Regions from separate parts of the Homo sapiens genome. Here region 1 is linked to region 2. The links are chromatin loops, found by intact Hi-C in ENCODE. Cell type or tissue: dorsolateral prefrontal cortex. All regions are shown on one strand. Links, peaks and the distances in the headings refer to the core of each region. The heading gives the core; the rest is flanking DNA.

Evidence for each region. Peaks named below come from ENCODE experiments on the same cell type or tissue, not always from the same donor. Only the 100,000 strongest peaks of a DNase experiment are listed, where the experiment ranks them.
Region 1: it touches region 2 in a loop (4-fold over the local background); 44 of 110 quality-filtered maps call a loop at or near these places.

Annotation. Positions count from the first base shown.
Region 1 is chr1:204,825,129-204,830,501 of GRCh38, reverse strand. NFASC (neurofascin) reads right to left here and starts at 1,850. Exons shown (of 30, transcript NM_001005388.3): 1 at 1,720-1,850. In dorsolateral prefrontal cortex, for the core only: CTCF peaks have their summits at 1,928 and 3,330 (motif pointing left); DNase peaks (open chromatin) are centred at 481, 1,141, 1,881 and 3,341; H3K4me3 peaks cover 2,272 bases; H3K27ac peaks cover 2,577 bases.
Region 2 is chr1:204,938,954-204,944,326 of GRCh38, reverse strand. NFASC (neurofascin) reads right to left here. Exons shown (of 30, transcript NM_001005388.3): 3 at 1-101. The coding sequence starts at 11. Among named protein-coding and RNA genes, the nearest start is that of CNTN2, 100 kb to the left of the region's middle. RefSeq lists a silencer at 2,392-2,491. In dorsolateral prefrontal cortex, for the core only: CTCF peaks have their summits at 2,205 and 2,407 (motif pointing right); a DNase peak (open chromatin) is centred at 2,426; H3K27ac peaks cover 4,718 bases.

The DNA.
Region 1 (5,373 bases), core at 229-5,228, 110 kb after region 2:
GTGAAATGTATTAGCTGCGTAGCAGGCCCCCATCTCCTTCAATTCTTCCTGCAATGCAATTCCACCACATCCAATCATCCCCAAACCAGAAGGAGGATAGATCTCTGCCTGCCTTCCTCCACTGCCCCCACCTCACAGCTGGTATGGCCCCTATCCCCAGAGGCTTCCACTCTTCACACACATTTTCCCTGGGCTATTCTCCTATTGCTTTAAGTTCTGTGGGCTCTGAGGCTGGCTTTGGCTCCACACAAACAATTAAACTCCTGTCCAACCAGGTCTCAAAGCCCTGTGGCTTGCCCTTGCCTTGCTGGAGATTTGACTGAGGCCCAGCAGGGCCCAGCACATTTCCAAGGGTAGATGAGACGCACTAGGCCCTCATGCCAGGGACACAGGCAGGCAGAAAAGGGGTATTGTTGTCCTCTCCCCCACACTGAGGGATGAGGCATCTCTGCTCAACACACACACACACACACACACACACACACACACACACACCCCATGCCAAAATGCCAAGGAAGGAGTCAGGAGCAGAACCTGGCTCAGGACAGGATGGGGGCTGCCATGGGGACCAGATTCTAGGTGATTCAGCACTCTGCCCACTCTTGGCCCAGCCCATGGGCCACACTCATGACAGCTCCAGATGCCAAAGTGCTGACTTGGAGGCTGAAGCAGAATCTTTTCTAAAATCCAAAATTATCCAGCCCTCCAGCAGGGCTCCTCATCCAGGCCTTTACATCAGGGCTCAGGCCAAGCCCCAGGAGGAGTCTGCTCAGTCATTCCCCTGGACCCTGCCCCTTCCCCATCCTAGTTTCCCAATGCCTAGCACCCCCTCCCCCAATCCATCTAGGAAACAAACCTGAACAGCTAGAGGAGTAGAGTGGCTGCATGGCTGGAGAGGAACATAAGAGAGAGGCCTACTAACCCCCAGCATTCTTCCCCAAGCCACAAATAGGATCGAACATGCAGAAAGGGGTTATATTCCACAACCAAGATCCCCACCCAGGGAAGGGGGGTCCAGAGGCCACTGAGGGAGGGCTGGGTACAGGCTGTATGGCTCCACACAGCACCAGGAAGGGCAGCTAGGGAAGGTGACGGGTGTCAGGCCAGCTAACAGCCAAAGGGGGGAGAAGGCGGGGTTCTTGAGAGGGACTGTGATGCAGGAGGACACCAAGAGGCAGCTGGGAAGGGGCTGGGACAGGGCGTGCAAGGGGGAACCAGGGGAGGACAGAAACTGAGGGAGCAAATGGAGAGACAGGACACCAACTGGTAGGGGCATGAGATGGGGAAGAGAATAGGGGAGGCAAGAAGGGGCTGATGTGTGCGGTAGGAAATACAGGAGGCATGGGGTCATCCAAAGTGGGGTGTCGAGGTAAACAGAAGTACAAGGGCAGGCAGGGCTCACGGATGAGGCGGGGACAGAGAGGAAAGGGAAAGGGTTGAGGATGCGGGAAGGGGGAGGGGACGCGGCCAACGAGATAGAAAGGGTGTTGGGGTGGGCAGGGGGCTGGGAGCTGGACGGGGACGGGGTGGGCATACGAACAGAATCGGATGGATTCGGGGCAGGTGACAGTGTGGAGAGGGGAAGGGATGGGAATGTGGACGGAGGGGGAGGGGGCAGGTCAGGGGATGGAGACAGACGAGGGCGGGAACAAGGGGGTGTCGCTAGGTGGGTTTCCATGACTCTCTACCCCCATCTCTCCGGTGTTCGCGCTCGCCTACCTCCAAGGGCTCGGGCTCCGGCCCTGGGCGCTGTCCGAGCTGTCCGCTGCCGGCGCCGCCACTTCCCCCGCGTCCCCTGCAGCGCCTCTCGCCGCCAGCCGCCGCATTAGGGCAGAGACCAGCCCGTGCGCGTCCCCGGGCGGCCGGCGCGCCCCCGACACCCTGCGTGCGCGCCCCCGCGCCCCTCCCTTCGCGCTCCTAGCGGCCGCTGAGCGGGGACCAGGACAGAGGCGGAGGGAAGGATGCTCCGGACGCAGCCCCGCCTGGCGCGCTGGGGAGCGGTGCGCAGAGCCAGGGCCGGAAAAAAAAATCCTCCTTTCTCTTTTCACCTGAGGCCTCTTTGCGGGCTTGCCTGGAGAGTGATAACTAGTCTCCCCGTTTCCGTTCGCTGAGCACCTACTACGTGCAAAGCACACAGGAGGAAGTACCCTGAAGCCCCAACAGGATCGCTTGTTTGCACCTCCACCATAGACTGTGACTTTAGGGAGCAGGAAGTTGCCGGACAGCTTGTGTTCTCAGGGCCTAGCACAGAGACTTGTTTGTGGTAAACTCTCCAGCAACATTTGTTGATTGGCAAGTCGTTGGATCCTGATTCAGGGATGTGAGAGAGGTTGTGACTGCTATGAACAGTGCGGGGCTTTCTTTTAGAAATGGGAGATTTCCTCTGCCCTAGGGGGACTCAGGCCTCAGTCGTGGCTGGAGAACTATCTGACATGATAGCAAGACATTTATCTGTGGACATCAGTTTCCACAACTGAACCATGAAAAGTTGATTGGGTGGTCGCCCAAGGTCTCTTCTAGCTCTGACACGAAGACTGCATTAGGTTCTGTGCACAGGATCTGAGCTCAGAATTATCACCTGAAACAGTGGAAAGATCCCAGTTAGGGAATCATAGAATCTTTGTCTTGGAAGAGCACTTGGAAGCTTCTAGTTCAGCTCCTCATCCAAAACTACAGTCCCCTGCAGCATCCCTCTGTGGCCCCATTCAAGGGCTACTTTCTCTGTGCTCATAGCTCCTACCCTGGCACCACTGTCTTTTATTCTGGATGAGAACACCAAAGTTCAAGGAACCTGCCCAAGTAATAATTCAAAGCCCAGATGCATCTGACAGTGCCTAGTTAAAACTACTTTGCTATTTTAAGATGGGCCCTACAAGTTTTAGATTTCACCAATACTAGAATCTTCTAATATGGTCAAGTTGAAGGATCACAGGATTTGCCAAGAAAGTCCTGGCTTACCAGCAGGGTAAACTTGGGCAGTTCACTTAACCTCTCTAAGTCTTCTTTTTCCCATCTGTAAAATGGGCATAGAGTGAGCATCAATGAGATAAGGTACTGAACCAAACTGTTCTTTACAAATGTTAATTATTGTTCAGCCTTCCCTCCCCTTTCTTCATTACTTTTAAACAGCAAATACACGAAGGTCTAGAGAGATGGACCCCACACAGTGGTTTGGTGGTTGAAACTGAACTGGGACTCAAGTTTCATGGCCTTAGTATAAAGAAATTAAGTGTGGGCCTAAAGGGAGCATGGTGACCCCCAGAGGCCCTGAGGGTGAAGGTGTTTCCTTGGCCTCGGTGGTGTCCCAGAGCTGCAGGCAAGTCCTGATGGAGGGAGAGGCACCCCCTGCTGGTGATGGACTCTGGGGACTAAGAAGAGCCTACGCACCTTGCAGGCTGTTCTGCTGCTGTGTCAGGAACAGACTCACTCAGGACCGAGGGCAGAAAGTGGTTGCTCTTTTTCTTTCCTGACATTTATCTGGCCTTCCTGCTTCTTTTTCTTCCCTGGGTTTGCACCTCTAGTTCTGGCTGGAACCCTCAGCAAGCATGGACTTTCAACCCAGACCTGAAACCTCACTCACTGTGTCCTCTGTCATGGTGAATGGCAAGTCACAGGATTTTCACATTCCCTAGTGTTTCATTCCTCCCAATGAAATTCCATAAGCCCTGCCTCATCCTGGGCTCAGACCAAGAGAAAGCCCCAGGTATGAGTCTCGGGCACTTGAAGCCATCCTCTTCCACACTGGTCCCTAGGAAGTGTGGGGAAACTGGCAGATTCGTGCATCATTGGTGGAGGTTTAACTTGGTATGGCCTTTTTGGGAGAGCAATACAGCAGTACCATCAAGACTTTAATGACACCCTTGACCCATCAATGCCACCTCAAAGAATCCAGCCTGCAGAATCACTGGCCCAATCCACAAAGATGTGTATGCACAAGGATACTCAGTGCGGCTCAAGAGGACAATGATTACATCCATTGTAATAATCCATGCAATAGCACAGTTTTAAAAATTATAACAATGATAACACACACACATTTGTTTTTTAAAAAGCAAGTTAATAATGACATACAGGGAATAAAGGTATTATCCTTTTCTGGGGGAAAAGGGAAAGCAAATTGGGAGACAGGGTGGGAAGAAGAGGAAAGAGGGAATAATGCCCTGGGCTAGTTTAGAAGATAAGAGCAAAGGCCCTTAAGCTTACTAGGAAGGACCTAATTTTTGTTGAAGCCTTTCACATACTAGGCCTTTTGCATATATTATGTTACTCATTCCTCAGAAACCCCAGTGAGGTGGGGATCATTGTCCCCAATTTACTGATGAGGAAATAGATGCCCAGTGAGGTTAATAAGAGTACAGCATCACACAGATGGGGTGTGGTACAGTGTTAGCTTTGCCCCTAGAGAGATCTGACTTTTGTCCTTGGCTCCTGGGAGGTCATCTCTGAGTCCTTGGTTATCTCACCTGATAAGAGTATCTTTATCTACCTGGGGGTCTTGGGCAAAACCAGGTAGTCTATACTAACAATGATGGATGGTGGGGTCTTTGGGCATGCATCGGCTCAACCTCCAGAGGGGCTAGAAACTAAGGTCAACCACTTGGATGGTCAGCCATGACTACATGACTGAGCCCCAATAAAATCCCTGGACACTAAGGATTGGAAGAACTTCCCTGATTAGCAATATTTTGCATGCAGTGTCACACATTGTTCCTGGGAGACTTTAGCACTGTCCTCAGCTTCATCAAGAGAGAATAACTGCGATCTCTGCACATGCAACTCTCCTGGACTCTGCTTGACCTGTCTCTTCTTTTGGCTAATTCTAATCTGTATCCTTTTATTGTAATAAACCACCATTATGAGCCTATGAGCTCTCAGTTCTATGAGTCCTTCTAATAAATTACTGACCTAAGAGGGGTCTTGGGAATGCTTGAGCTTGCAATTGGTCAGAAGTAAGAATGGTCTCAGGGACTGCTTCCTAACTCTGTAGATGGTAAGTGGTGGAATTGGGAGTTGGACAAAGATCTTAGAGTCTCCAGGGTGTACCCTCTCCCACTGCACAACACTCCCTTACGCCGACCTATTGTATAACAAGTGCCAAAGGACAGAAACTCTGCCACTGATACAAAAGGGCTGGGCTCCCGGCTAAACCCCACCCTTAAGCCTGGAACTGTGGCCCTAAGTGGATATAGCTGACCCCACTTTTCCTCCCAAATGTTGCCTTTTTGGCCTGCCCTGCCCCTATCCCTTGCCCATAAAAGACTTTAGCTGGCAGAGAAACACAAGTGGCTGAGTGGCAAGGAGACAAGTGGCTGAGCAGTGAGCAGAGAAGCAACTGAACATCAGAGACTGTGGATAGACATGGCTAATTTCAGG
Region 2 (5,373 bases), core at 312-5,311:
TGCCTGGCCATCCTCGGCACCTGGCCCTGCTCCCTGCTCCCCAGCACTCGGGGTCTTGTCACCTCGAGCCGCTTTAACTGGGCCTCCTGGACAGCACTCAGCTGTGGAAAGAAACATAAGAGCAAGTGAGTTTTTCATGAACTTGTGGTTTGCTCTAGCAATCCTACAGGGCTTTGGAGGACCGAAGAGCCCCCTTGGTCACAGAGTAATGTTCTAGATAGAGCAGAGTTTCTTAACCTCAACACTACTGACACGTGGGACTGAACAATTCTTGGCCTGGGGAACTGTCCTGGGTATTGTAAGATGTTTAGCAGCATCTCTGACCTCTACCCGATAGAAGCCAGTACAGCCCACCCCCTTCACCACTACCAATCAGAAATGTCTCCAGACATTGGCAATTGTTCCCTGGAGGGCAAAACTCCCAGCTGAAAACCACTGTTAGAGAAGGAAGGGCAACTCTGCAAAGAACAGTCATGAAAACAAACATTGGCCTATTGGCCTGCAGGCCCAGCAACCAGAAGATGCCATGCACCGATCTGGTAAGAAATGCACCAATCTCACAGCCTCTCTGAACCACATGTGCTGAGTGTGCCTGGGGTTGAGCATATTTGCGGTAGAGGCACAGAGATGAGATCGCACTGATGTCCTTTGATCCCAGGACGAAGGGGGCAGGGTGACATTGGCAGGACTGGGGATCATGGGTTAGATAAGTGAAGACTTGGCGCACAAAGGACTTTTTGTCATTTTTGTAGAAAAATGAATGATTTCTGCAAGTATTTTGTGCAGCTAAGGTACAGTGGTCCCTGATATTGTCCTTTTATAGATAACGGCAGTGGTGAGACAATGACCAGGAAGAAGCGGGCTTCAGGTGGTTGGTAGAGTAAACAGCATGTATGATGATTCAGTGTTCATCCTCAAGCACAAGAAATCATTCCAGGGCTTACAGGGATGGTGTTAAAAATGGTTGTCCAAGGAACCTAGAATGGATCCTTAGAGACAAACCTTTCTTCTCCTCCTCTAGAAAGAGAAGAGCAAGAATGGCCTACAGCTGAGACTCAAATAGAGTGCTTTAAGATTGCCTGAGGTTCTGAAACATACACTTTAAAAAATTGGTCCAGTTTGTTATTCTACTGTGGTGGCAAGTCAAAGAGGAAGGCAGGAGGTGGCTTCTCCAGAATTCCTCCAGTTTTCCTAGATTCATAGCTACCTATCAGATGGACACATCATTCTCCTGCTCCTATTTTATTCGGCAGCAAATTGAAGCCCACTCTCAATTGTGCACATGCACCATCTCCTATCCACCCTGACTGAGGGTGCAGAAGATAAGAACAGGACTCCAGTGCCTGCTCTCTGAGGGGGCGAGAGATCCTGGGAGACAAGGCCATCCTTCTGGAGACCTGGAGCAAAAAGCAGGTCACTGATTATTGCAATAGGACAAGGGACTTCCCTTGTGCCAGGATATGGGGCAAACTAAAGGATTCTTATTCACATTTTTGCAGTTTCTTTCCCAGAAGCTGGGCCCAGCACCAAACCTCAACTTTGTGTATATTTCTGGACTCCTCCACTTGCCTCCTTTCCCACTGCCACCACCGTGGTTTTGATCACCAACATTTCATGCCAGAGTTACTGCAACAGCTTCCTAAGTGGTCTCTCCAGGTCCACTTTTCCCCCCTGTGGTTTGTTTTTTACTTTATTATTTTTAATTGACACATAATAATTGTACGCATTTATGGGATGCAGTGTGATATGCCCCTCTGATTTACTCTCCACTCATAACCAAAGCTGTTATTTCTAAAGGCAAACAGAAATGTGCTACTCCCCTAGTGCAACTCTCAATAGCTCACTGCTGCTTGGGAGTTAAAGGTAGTGTCCTTGACATGGCTCAGAGGCCCTGCATAATGCATCCCCTCTGCTAGCTCACTGCTCATCTCTCCCTTGCATCCTGTGTTCCAGCCAAGACTGCTCTTCTACCAGCTCCCTCGGTACATCATGCTTGGTCTTGCTTACTGACTTTTGCACCATTAAGCTCTGGTCTAGAACACTCTGTGTCTGCCCTCTCTCGTTAGTATTTGCCAGGTATGACATACGTGTCCTTCATCTGTGCTCCTGCACACCCTTTACTTCCCCCATTATGGCACATTTCACTTTGTATTCATTCCAAAAGCCACTTGTCTATCTCCCCTATGAAAATGAAAGCTTTTTTATAAGGGAAGGTACCCTATCTTGTTTACTGTTTTATTCTTAGAATCGACCATAGTACCTAAAACATAGCAGATCCTCAAAACTGTGAGAGGGATCGACATATGGATGGATGAAAAAATGAACGAATGATTAAATGGATGAAATAAGAAGCCATTTGGACCATCATGTGCTTTTTAAAACCTCACGTTTCCCCAGAAAACCACCAGGCGGCGCAGGAGAGCACATGCTGTGGACCTGGGTGGCATACTGTGAAGGCTACTCATTAGTGGAACAAAAAAAATCCGCCCCTACACAGACGGTGCTCTCTGGAGAGGAAACCAACAAGCTGAAAGAGGGTTAAGAGAGTAGAAAATCTCCCAAGGAGGGACCCTCTGGCTAGAAGGCATCACAGGAGGTCTTTGGTTCACCTTCCCAACTCTCTAAGATGGTCCTTATACTGTCGCAGAAAGAATCCACTAATGCCTCTCCTTGGCTTATACATCTCCAAAGACCAGACTCAGATCAGGCAACTGAACCCTTAGTGCTGAGGGAACCTGCGATAGAGGAAGGCACAGCAGGGGCAGCAGGGATGGCTCCCATCCGGGCTCCACGACCACCATGTTTGGTTTAGGAGCTGCCAAGCAGTAGGAAGTGAAGGGAAAGAGACGGATATTTTATTTTGGGACTCTTGATAGAATTAGGAAGCCAGAAGCTATTCATTAAATCAGATACACATTGGCAAGAAAAAAAAGCCCAATTGTATGGGATATTTTAAATTCACTATTTAGCAATAGAGTGGAAAAAGAATCTCAAGATAATCACATTTAGCTGTGTAGCAATTCTCTCCCTCTTTCCTCTCTGGAACCCAGTTTTTCCAACAAAACCTTACAAGAGGAAAAGAATTTAAAGAACACTAGATTCATCCAATCCCCTTTCTTTTCAGATGAAGAAACAAAAGCCGAGAGAAGGGAAGTGACTGGTTTGAGTTTACCTAGCTGGTTAGTGGCAAAGGTAGAAAAAGAACCCAGGTTTCTTGACTCCTAGTCCAGGGATTTTCCACCCATTTTTCTCTTTGTATATACAGGAAAAGTACCAGAGTAAGGTTGCTATTTAAAAAAGAAATGTATAGTTTGGCAGTTCCTCAAAAAGTTAGACATAAAATTACCATATGACTCTGCAATTCTAAGGTATATGTGCAAAAGGATTAAAAACAGGCATCAAACAAGTACATGTACACAAAATGTTCACAGCAGCATCATGCACAACAGCCAAAGGGTGGACACAGCCCACATGTCCTCTAAGGAATGAATGGATAAACAAATTCCAGTATGTATATACCCTGGAATATGACTCAGCCATAGGAAGGAATTCAATACTGACATGCTCCAACATGGATGAATCCTGAAAACACGCTCGGTGAAAGAACCATGCACAAAAGGTCACAGGGAATGATCCCATAGATATGACATGTCTAGGTCTTATCTGTAGAATAGATACATACACTGAGACAAAACACAGATTGTCTTTGGTGACCAGAGGCAGAGGGGAAGGGAGAAGGAGGGAAACTGGTTAATGGGTATGAGGTTTCCTTTTGAGATGCAAATGTTTTGAACTGGATAGAGTTGTGGGTGCACACATTGTGAATGGACCAAATGCTACTGAATTGTGCACTTAATTTAATTAATTTATTTTTGAGACAGAATCTCACTCTGTTGCCCAGGCGGGAGTGCAGTGGCATGATCTCGGCTCACTGCAGCCTCCACCTCCTGGGTTCAAGTGATTCTCGTGCCTTAGCCTTCCAAGTAGCTGGGATTACAGGCATGTGCCACCACACCCAGCTAAATTTTGTATTTTTAGTAGAGACAGAGTTTGACCATGTTGCCCAGGCTGGTCTCAAACTCCTGACCTCAGGTGATCCACCCAGCTCGGCCTCCCAAAGTGTTGGGATTATAGGTGTGAGCCATCGCGCCCGGCTTTGAGCTGTGCACTTTAAAACGGTTTATGTTTCACCTCAACAAAAAAGAAAAGTATAATATTGGCCTCCATTATGTGCTCATAAAGATGGGACAGAGGATGAAGAGGACAGATTATTTGATGTGAGCATATAGGGCCCTCAGCTCCCCAGGCTGGGCTCACTCAGCATGGAAGGCAGGCACATGGTTTGCAACCCCTGCCATCCATTCTGAGGAAATTTCCATCCAAGTCAAAGGAAGGAATGAATCCACCATCTTTCTGAGTATGAGAGTTCTAGTACTGAGCTCAAAGAACCCAACATAGAGTGACAGCAGAGATGCCCTGCCTGAAGGTACCCCTACATCAGCAAGGCTTACAGTTCCCCTGTCCTGATGACCAGGAAGAAAGGTGAAAGGGACAGGCTTGCTAGCCTACAGCAATCAAGTCCACACTTCCCATTCAACCTTAGTCATTGCACAGTCTTGCCCTAGGGCCCAGTCATGCCACCTCTCGGGTTCCTCTCCCAGCACTTCCAACCACACCAGAGGTGACTGCTTAGGTGCAGAGAAGTGCAACATCCAGATGTGGGGGTGGTTGGTTCTAGTGGGATCATCCCAGGGAGGACCAGGAAACTCCCACATCCTAGGAGGGAAAGTAGAGGAGAGGGGGTAGGTTGAGCCTGAAGAAGAGGGGCCACAGTGATTGTATTCACATGCTGGGAGAGAGTGTAGAATTTTTCTGTTTAGTTCCACAGGGGCAAAGCTAGGACCAAATAGGAGGATGTTTCAGAAAGGCAGGTGCTTCCTTGAGTCACAGGAAGAATTGTCTGATAAATGCAGCCGTGCCACAATACCATTAGTGAAAAAACATACTCTACATATGATATGTTTGAAGGATCCTTTTATATATAATAACATAAGAGGCAGGCTGTAAGGATATAAAATACATGAGAGGAGGGCTCATTGCAGGGGGCAGGGGGAGAGTGCAGAAAAGAACAAAAATAAATACAACAAAGAAATAAATCCTATGTGGATGCATGGTATACTAAGTACTGGAGAACATGATTAATTCAGCTCATGTATATCTGAGGTCTCCCAATCCCCCTACACACACACACACACACACACACACACACACACACACACACACACACATCCATCCATACAGGAAGAAAAGAGAATAGAACTACCTGAAGGTGACATGTTCTGCCATGTTAAGTACTGTTTCATAAAAACTCCA